2 separate regions of the Homo sapiens genome follow, and region 1 is linked to region 2. A link is an interaction called in ENCODE POLR2A ChIA-PET data of the cell type or tissue named here. Cell type or tissue: IMR-90. All regions are shown on one strand. Links, peaks and the distances in the headings refer to the core of each region. The heading gives the core; the rest is flanking DNA. Region 1 overlaps BCLAF1 (BCL2 associated transcription factor 1). Region 2 overlaps MAP7 (microtubule associated protein 7).

The links. Peaks named below come from ENCODE experiments on the same cell type or tissue, not always from the same donor. Only the 100,000 strongest peaks of a DNase experiment are listed, where the experiment ranks them.
Region 1: POLR2A ChIA-PET joins it to region 2 with 5 read pairs; 9 of 35 experiments call an interaction of 5 or more read pairs at or near these places.

What each region holds. Positions count from the first base shown.
Region 1 is chr6:136,282,652-136,287,055 of GRCh38, forward strand. BCLAF1 (BCL2 associated transcription factor 1) reads right to left here. Exons shown (of 13, transcript NM_014739.3): 2 at 1-36. Among named protein-coding and RNA genes, the nearest start is that of BCLAF1, 5.0 kb to the right of the region's middle. In IMR-90, for the core only: no CTCF peak of the experiment used is centred there; a DNase peak (open chromatin) is centred at 2,510; H3K27ac peaks cover 401 bases.
Region 2 is chr6:136,343,092-136,347,492 of GRCh38, forward strand. MAP7 (microtubule associated protein 7) reads right to left here. Exons shown (of 18, transcript NM_003980.6): 17 at 2,765-2,988; 18 at 1-1,147. The coding sequence ends at 1,137. Among named protein-coding and RNA genes, the nearest start is that of BCLAF1, 55 kb to the left of the region's middle. In IMR-90, for the core only: no CTCF peak of the experiment used is centred there; a DNase peak (open chromatin) is centred at 1,560.

The DNA of each region.
Region 1 (4,404 bases), core at 339-4,338, 60 kb before region 2:
GAATGCTCTGAGAAATTAAACTCTAAATTCGAATTCCTAGCAAAGACAAAAAAACCATTATTGTGATTTATGTTAAATTAAATAACCATTATTTACAATGCATATAATGGGCACTGCCATAAACTCTAATAAACGCACTTACAATTTCAGGGAAGGAAAAACTAATTCAGGAAATAGGAAACTTTTAACCGTAAAAGCTTAAAATTCAACTTTTTTGTAAACCACAATGCAGTAGCGTATCATGAAACTGACAGCATCTTTTTAACTACTTGAATTCTAATTTTAGTAATTTGAGCCTTAAAAAACATATGATATGTCGTTCCATCAGAAAATTCCAACGTAGCTAACATAATGCCATCTTGGTAGCGGGGCAAGGTAGCACAAGCCTGTAGTCCCAGCTACTTGGGAGGCTGATGCAGAAGGATCACTTGAGCCCAGGAGTTTGACACTGCAATGCACTGTGATCACACCTGTGACTAGCCTTGGCAACACACTCTAGCCTTGGCAACACAGCACGACCCCATCTCAAAAAAAAAAAAAAAAAAAAAAAAAAGGTAATCTGTAGTTAATTTTCATAATGCTCTACTTTATAACATCTAAAATATGAGTTTAATGCTCTGCTACTTATTCTCTTTTGGTACTTCCTTTCACACAATTTAGTTTCATGTGAAACTGATTTTTAAATCCACGTTAACAGCCATCATAGTAACTTTAAATTCTGTGCCTAAAAGCATCTTGATACGTCTACATTCAAATAAAAGAACAGTCAGCAATGAAACTTTTATCTACTGAAAGTCAATATTCTTCCTAAAATAATTTATCATTAATCTGTAAATAAACTTTGCACAAAATATTCAAGTTACCAATACTGAAAAGTTTAGCTTTATGTATATTCACATCAAGTATGTGCAAAGGATAGTCAAAAGCACCAGGCGAACAGAAACTAAGGAATACAAGATTAATATACATCAGCACTCAAAGAATTCATGAACAAGTTTAAATGGAAATCTGTAACTCTTACCAAGATCCAATTTTAAAAATAAAACGAGACTGGAAATACAAAGAAGAAATGGTAACATTAAACTGGTGAATCAAGAATAGCGTCTCCTAAAATATCCATGGCCCTCCAACTGGGGAGAGATTTGAGGTTCAGCCTAGGAAGGAGGAATCGGAACCTATTAAGGGAAACACTAAAAAAGTAGCAAAGTCAAAAAGCCAAGCAAGATTGGGTACAAAAACAAAGGATTTCTAAAGGACATATAAGTTTAGTTTTTAAAATATCAAAACCCCAAGTGGCCAGAGAAAAAAATGGCAATCTTCTAAACTGGAGTACTGTCATAAAACTATTCTGACCTGGAAAGTCATTACTACTGATTCACTCCTAGAAGTGGTACAAGGCTCATTTTAGCTAACACTTCCCTAAACAATTCCAAAAGGCTAATTTATATATATATATACATATATATGTGTGTGTGTGTGTATATATATATATATATATATATATATATCCAGAGAAGACCCAACTGCCAGATCTCTTTACTCCGTCATGGTATTTTGAAGTTCAAAGAAAATAAACACTAGATATAAAAAACTGACAGAACAGGGAATACAGGCTGTTAGACCAGTGGATATACATTCCTGTTCACAATCTATAAATATATTCAAGTATCCACACCAATAACTCAAATAATACACAAAATGTAACACACAATAAATAAGTCAGTATCAAAGACTGATTAGTTCAACTAATTTTTAAAAAATGAAAGTCTATATACAAAGCACAATGCTAATTACTATAGGAAATGTATCTATGTAAGTGGTCCCTGCCTTCCAAAAACCAAATCGAGAACAGTTATCAGCAACAAATCATAGTAAACTAAACATCTAAATACCAACCATGTGCCAAGAACTGTGCTAGGTGACTTAAAGTAAATAAAATAATGTCATATTTGATCCTGATAATCTCATGAGCTACATATTAATCCCATCTTTCAAATACAGAGAACCCTAAACTTTCCAGATAACTTGAGATAAGTGCCTTACATGCCAGGCACTACTATTCTAACGTTGGGAATACAGCATTTTAAGTTAAGACTTAAGCTCCCTACTCTCTTGAAGCTTTCAGAGAGGGGAAGACAGAAAACAAGGAAAAAATCAAATAGTGGCAAGTGCCACATTGGAGGGGGGGGAAAAGTACAAGTTAACATGCAGAGGAGGTGGGCAGGGGGACTACTTACTTAGGTGGATCCTTGGGCCCTCTTTAAGGAGGTAACATTTGGGCCTAAAGACAGGGAACACTGCAAAGATTCACAGAGGGAAGACCATACTAGGCAGAGGACACAAACTTAGCAAATTCAGGACAGAAAGACCAATAAGAAGGTTGAGACAACGTGATCAAGGAGTTGAGGGTATGAAATAGGGCAGCAGGAGGAGGAATGGACCAGATGAAATAGCATCTAGTAGATCATCAAAAGGGATCAGGATTTTACTCGGTTGAGAAACCCTTGCAGGGTTTTTGCTTGGGTGAGTCACTCATCTGATTTACATTTTAAGATGGCTGCTATATAAAAAATAAACAGCAATGAAAAAAAGAGGCAAATCCAAGATGTGGTTTGTCAAAATGACTTGTTAATGGATTGTTAGGGGTGTGAAGTACAGAGAGTGAGGAAAAATGAAAAATCACTAGTGCCCTTAAATTCTAGGTTTTAGATTCAAGCATCTGGGAGGACAAGTTTGGGGGAGAAAACAAAAGATGTGTTTGCCGTTTTTCGTGCCCACAGTCGGAGTGTAAATGGTTAATCCAAAATTTGACTGAAATCTCCTGACTCCAAATCCGGTGCTCTCTCTTCAATACCCTAAAAGGTGCTTGATGTTTCCAAAACCCAAATACAAAACTGAAAATGCCAAATTAATCTTCCCTTTATTACAACCAAGATCATTTGTTAATAGATTCCCACTTGTATACAGAAATAAGGAATAAATTGCCATATGTATCTTTAGCCAATTGACAGACCAACCAATGAGGAACACAGGATAAAATAAAGCAGGTTTTATTTTTAAAAATAAGGTTCTTAAATATCTAAACAGAGCCTATCTTTCATGAAATAATACATAATGACCAGCTAGAACATAAGTGATCAGAAACCAGCTAGAAAACAATTTATCAGGCCAGGAATGGTGGCTCACGCCTGTAATCCCAGCACTTTGGGAGGCCGAGGTGAGCGGATCCTGAGGTTAGGAGTTTGAGACCAGCCTGGCCAACATGGTGAAACCCCGTCTCTACTAAAAATACAAAAATCAGCCAGGCGTGGTGGTGCACGCCCATAGTCCCAAGGTACTCCAGAGGCTGAGGCAGGAGAATCACTTGAACCCAGGAGGCGGAGGTTGCAGTGAGCCAAGATTGCACCACTGCACTCCAGGCTGGGCAAGAGAGAGGCTGTCTCAAAAAAAGAAAAAAAATGATCAAGGTAACTGGGTTCAACAAAATACCCAAGACAAAGCCACCCAAAATGAATTCTTTAAGATTACTATTTCAAGCATACTTGATCCCAGTCTTCATTTTAGCAGGCTCAAGGAGTTTGGTCCCCAGATTGTTGTAAACAAAGTAATGCTATTTCCATCTTTTCAAATCCTAAAAATATAGCCCATGACTATTATTCCAGTAGTCTAGATTCAATTCCTGGCTCAGCCATTAACTAGCTGCCCAACACTGAACAAGTTACCTTCATCTGTCAGCTTCAAATTCTGCAGGTGTTTTTTTGTTGTTGTTGTTTTAAAGACTACTAATGGTACTTCCTTACAAGTACAGGGTTAAATGAACTAAGTAAGGCATGTAAACAGCTTAGTTTAATGTTTGGCCCGTGGTATACAATCTAGCATTAGCCATCATTATTGGTAACCCTTGTTTAGGCAGCCTTTCTGCAAGCTAACCACGTTTACTTAAAATGATTCTTGCATGTAAGGTTACCTAATATTTTTGATACAGCATTAATCAGCATCATTTAGAAGTCTTTCTAGACATGCTTAATAAAATGGGCTGGGTGCGGTGGCTTACACCTGTAATCCCAACACTTTGGGAGGGCGAGGCGGGCGGATCACCCGAGGTCAGGAGTTCGAGACCAGCCTGGCCAACATGCCAAAACCCCGTCTCTACTAAAAATATAAAAATTAGACGGGCGTGGTGGCAGGCGCCTGTAATCCCAGTTACTCTGGAGGCTGAGGCAGGAGAATCGCTTGAACCCATGAGGTGGAGGTTGCAGTGAGCCATGATCATGCCACTGCACTCCAGCCTGGGTGACAGAGCAAGACTCCATCTCAAAAACAGAAAAACTAGCCGGCCTTTGTGGTGTGCACCTGTAATCCCATGTAATCCCAGCTACTGGGGAGGCTGAAGCACAAGAATCA
Region 2 (4,401 bases), core at 1-4,000:
ATGGTAAAATAAAACTGAATTTATATTAGCAAATGAAAGTGCAAGTTTGTACAGCTAGGCTCAGCAGCAAAAGTGAAGAATAAGAATGAAAGGTGAAAAGCTGACAGATGCCACGCAGAGCAAGGACTTCCATGAAGGTCCGTGTCCTGTGTGCCAAACACAGTCAACATTCCATCATTTTCTCATTGCTCTTAAACGAGCAAAACCAAATTCTTTTTCTATTTAAAGAAATATTAAATCTTTATTTTCCCCAACATAATTTGTGATCAGGTAAGGCAAAGATAAGTCCACCATCACTGGGGACAGCAGCAACATACAGACTTCAGAAATAGCCCTGAATCATCAGTAACATTCTATCGTGGTAACATCAGAAGGAATGCAGCTAACAAATTAAATTTGTAATGTTGTCACATTATTCTAATTTATTTGATTAGTTTATCTGGAAAAACTTTATAAATACATTATGTAAGAGGGCAGTAAATTATTTTCTTGCTTTGAAAAAATAATGTTTTTTCACATTTTAAAACATTTTAGTCTGCTTTTGCAAAAGGAGTTGCAAGAAAAATGTGACAGCTGGGTTTGCAGAATGTCCATGTACAAGCTGTATTTATAAGAACCTGGTAATCTGCCTATAATTTGCTTCTACAAATAGAGCTCTTTGCAATAATATTTTAAAAAAACAGGCTTAAACTCTTCTCCTATTCATTCTACTTGTAGAACAAAGAGGTACTTATTTTTCAAGTATTATAAAAGGTAAAAAATTTTTTTTGCCAATTTTACATGTTAAGCTTTTAAGACCAAAAAAATCATGCCTAGTCAGCCCATTTCTTTTATAACCAAATTCTCTTGTCTTTTAAAGAATGCAGAAAAATATTGATTGCTAAGAAGGAGCACACTGGAAAAAGCCATTTTAAAGTATTGAAGAATGAGACGTATTTCTTTTTTCCTATTGATGAAAATTATTAGAAAAGCTATCCAGTCTGTTGTCTTTAGCTAGTTTTAATAAATCTTTTCAAAATGATGGTCAAGAACTCTAGAAAACGGGTGGAGGGGATGCTCCTTTATAGCAGGAAAGGAATTCCATTAATTGTAGAAATTCTCATTAAATTTCAGCTTTGGTTCTTCAGAAGAAACACTCATATAACTTCTACATGAAGAGACAGAAAAAGAACAAGATTAATATGACATTTATCTAAAATCTTATTTCAAGAATACCATAGTAATACCTTAAATTTCTAAAACTTACTATACTGTTATATACACTTATATAAGAATAGGCAATTCTGTTAGGATTCACAGTCTTATATTTAAGTGAATTCTGTTACTCATAGGAAACATATGTTCTTTTCTTTACATCAGCTTAGGCCACAGCCTTCATTTTTCCAAGTGGCATACACAGATTGTACTTTTCTCGGTTAGGGGTTTAAACATTCATTTCTCTTGTATCCTCAGTATCTGATGCTTAGGGTTCTAAACATATGTTGGAGGTTAAATAAATGTTGATAAATCATCTGGAAGTTCTTTCCCTTCCTGTAAATCTGTAACATGAGTAGGAAGCTGCACTGGGCATGTTTCCATCAACATACCATTAGTCGGATTGTTCCCAAAGGCTTAAGAATCAGAAAGTCAGACAGGGGAGGGCCCTTACAACCTCCCTTCAAATCCTAGAAAAGTGGAGTTCACTAAAGTGAGGTTCCACTTCCAAGGTCAGTACACTAGAGGAGAAAAGAAGAGTAGCTTCATTTGGATGGGTGGCTCACATTGGTTATCACACCGAATTAAAAGTTGATTTATTACAGATTCACTGATTGAATCTAGAAGGCAAAACAATTTGCCCACAAATAATTCTGTATTGTCTCCATTTAGTTATCCTGAATTTGGCCAGTTCTTTTTGTAGAAATATAAAGAGATGCTGGTCAATACATGACAGTCATCTTCAGGGAAGAGAAGTCAACAAAATTGAAACAGGTTTGAAGAGACAGGGAGCACAGATTATCTTGCTAATTCCTGAGACTGATGGGATTGCGTTGCTGAGCTGCTATGACCACTGAGTTAGTAATATTTGATATTATGTCTTCTTTCTTTGGGTCCTGATTGTTCTTTTTGCACAAAGACTTCAGGTCAAGTGTGGGTCAAAGAGACATTGTATAAGAAAGTCACAGGCAGTTTCAACAGCAACAAAATCATTTAACAAGTTAAGATCTTTAGACTCAGTGTGAGTACTGGTTTCATCACCTAAATCGTAACTATCCATCATGTCACATTTTGAAAGGACAATAATTTATTACCCAGGTTGCCAAACCCAAATAAGAGAAAAATGGTGGGAGAACATGATGGCAGTCTTCAAATACATGAAGACCTCAGAAAGATGGAAAAAACTCAGATCTTTCTCTAGTGGGCAGCACTAGGCCGGATGGTCCAAAATTATGGGGAGACAGCCCTGTCTTTCTACAAAGCATATTCTGAGCATGCATGATGTCGGGTAATGGGTGCTGCTCTGTGCAGAGAGGCTGACAGACACCCACTGGGTGCTGCGGACTGGACTTCTGCACTGACTGAGAGAATAGGAGAGGCCTTAGAAGTTGTCCAATCCAACTCAAAATTCAATTTCTATGAGCCAGGCACAATCTCTTCCACTGTGGCTTACTTGGTCCTTTGAAGAACAAAGTGTTACCACAATCATACTGTAGAAGGCAGCAGTTCGTGTCCTCCTGGGTGTCAGATATTTCTGATGACTACAGAAGGGAGTTGGAGGCAAGCTTACCTGCAGTCTGCTGTGTCTGAACACCATCTACCTGAGGCAGGGGCCCAAGTGTCCCTTCATCATCAAAGGCCAAAATTGGATTCAAAGGAATTTCTGGGCTCTCACTGTTGGTGACATCTAATCTGGATGGTTTAGATCCAATGGGTAAGTTTATAATTTCTTCAAAATTTTCATTCTGAACAGATACACCATTTTCATTTGGTTGTTTTTCCAAATCGGGAGTGCTAAGGAATTTGAAAAATAAAAATAGAAATAAGTTAGTCTTAAAACTGGAAAACACATTATTAGGAAAACCAAAATGTTTTATAATGAATAATTTTATAAATCTACAATTAAAAAAATCAGACTGGTGAGTCACATCATTACTAACAAAAATAATAAATTGTGGTGTATTTGTACCTTAAATTCTTATTTTAAAAAATCTAGGTCAGGCACAGTGGCTCATGCCTGTAATCCTAGCGCTTTGGGAGGCCGAGATGGGAGGACTGCTCAAGGCCAGGAGTTCAAGACTAGCCTGGTAAACATAGCAAGACCCCCGTCTCTACAAAAGAAAAAAATTAGCTGTGTGTGGTGGCACGCACCAGTAGTCCAAGCTACTCTGGCAGTCGAGGTGGGAGGATCACTTGAGCTCAGGAGTTTGAGGCTTCAGTGAGCTATGATGGCACCACTGCATTCCAGCCTGGGCTATGGAGTAAGACCCTGTCTCTAAACAACAACAAAAAAATTTTAAATCTGTCATTTTGTTATGAAAATTATCAAATAGAACAATTTATCAATTACAACAGATCATCATTAATAGAAATAAATCATCATCAGCAGCAGTTCTACACATTTAATGATTTCTGCTGCAGGCATTTTTATATTCATCTGATAGAGTACCACTTATGAGGACCTTTGCCTCAAAGATGAGGGGATTATAATTTGGAGGGGGGAGTAAATGATTTGCACAAAGTCACACAACTACTGAGAGATAGTTGAGGCTAAATGCACGATCTCTTAATCTCTGGTCCTGTGTTTTTCTCATTAAGCCATTTCGCACACTTTCTAGATATTCCAGCCTCCTAAAGCCCTTGCATAATTTCATATGTAAATTTTTGAAGACCGATCTTCTTATCTTTGCCCCTTAAATCTGCCTCTGACCTCATCTTGATCCTTATGAATTCATGCTTAATATCTTGGATTTATTTTTGAGATATACTTAATTGGCCCCAAATACTTAATCTTCTATGGTTTGTCTTAGATTACCACTCTCTGTTATAGGCTTATTATTATGCTTTACAATGTAGCCAAATAATGCCTATGCATCAAATGAGTGCTAAACTAATTTTACCATTCATTTTATTTCATTGCAGCATATACATATGTGTGCAAGCTTCAAAACTTGTTCAATGCTCAACAAATTAACCTTAGTCTCAGTAATACCAACTGCTTGAACATTGTTAGCAAGTCAGTTTGTCTTCTCAAATTGTAAAACAATGCTAATGTAAATCCAACCTTTCTATTGCTTTTTAACACTTTGCTTTTTTTTTGCCTGATTGAATAAATAGTTTACTTTCTTTTTCCTTTTTTGAGAAGGGTCTCACTCTGTTGCCCAGGCTGGAGTGCAGTGGTACAGTCTCAGCTCACTCCAACTTCTG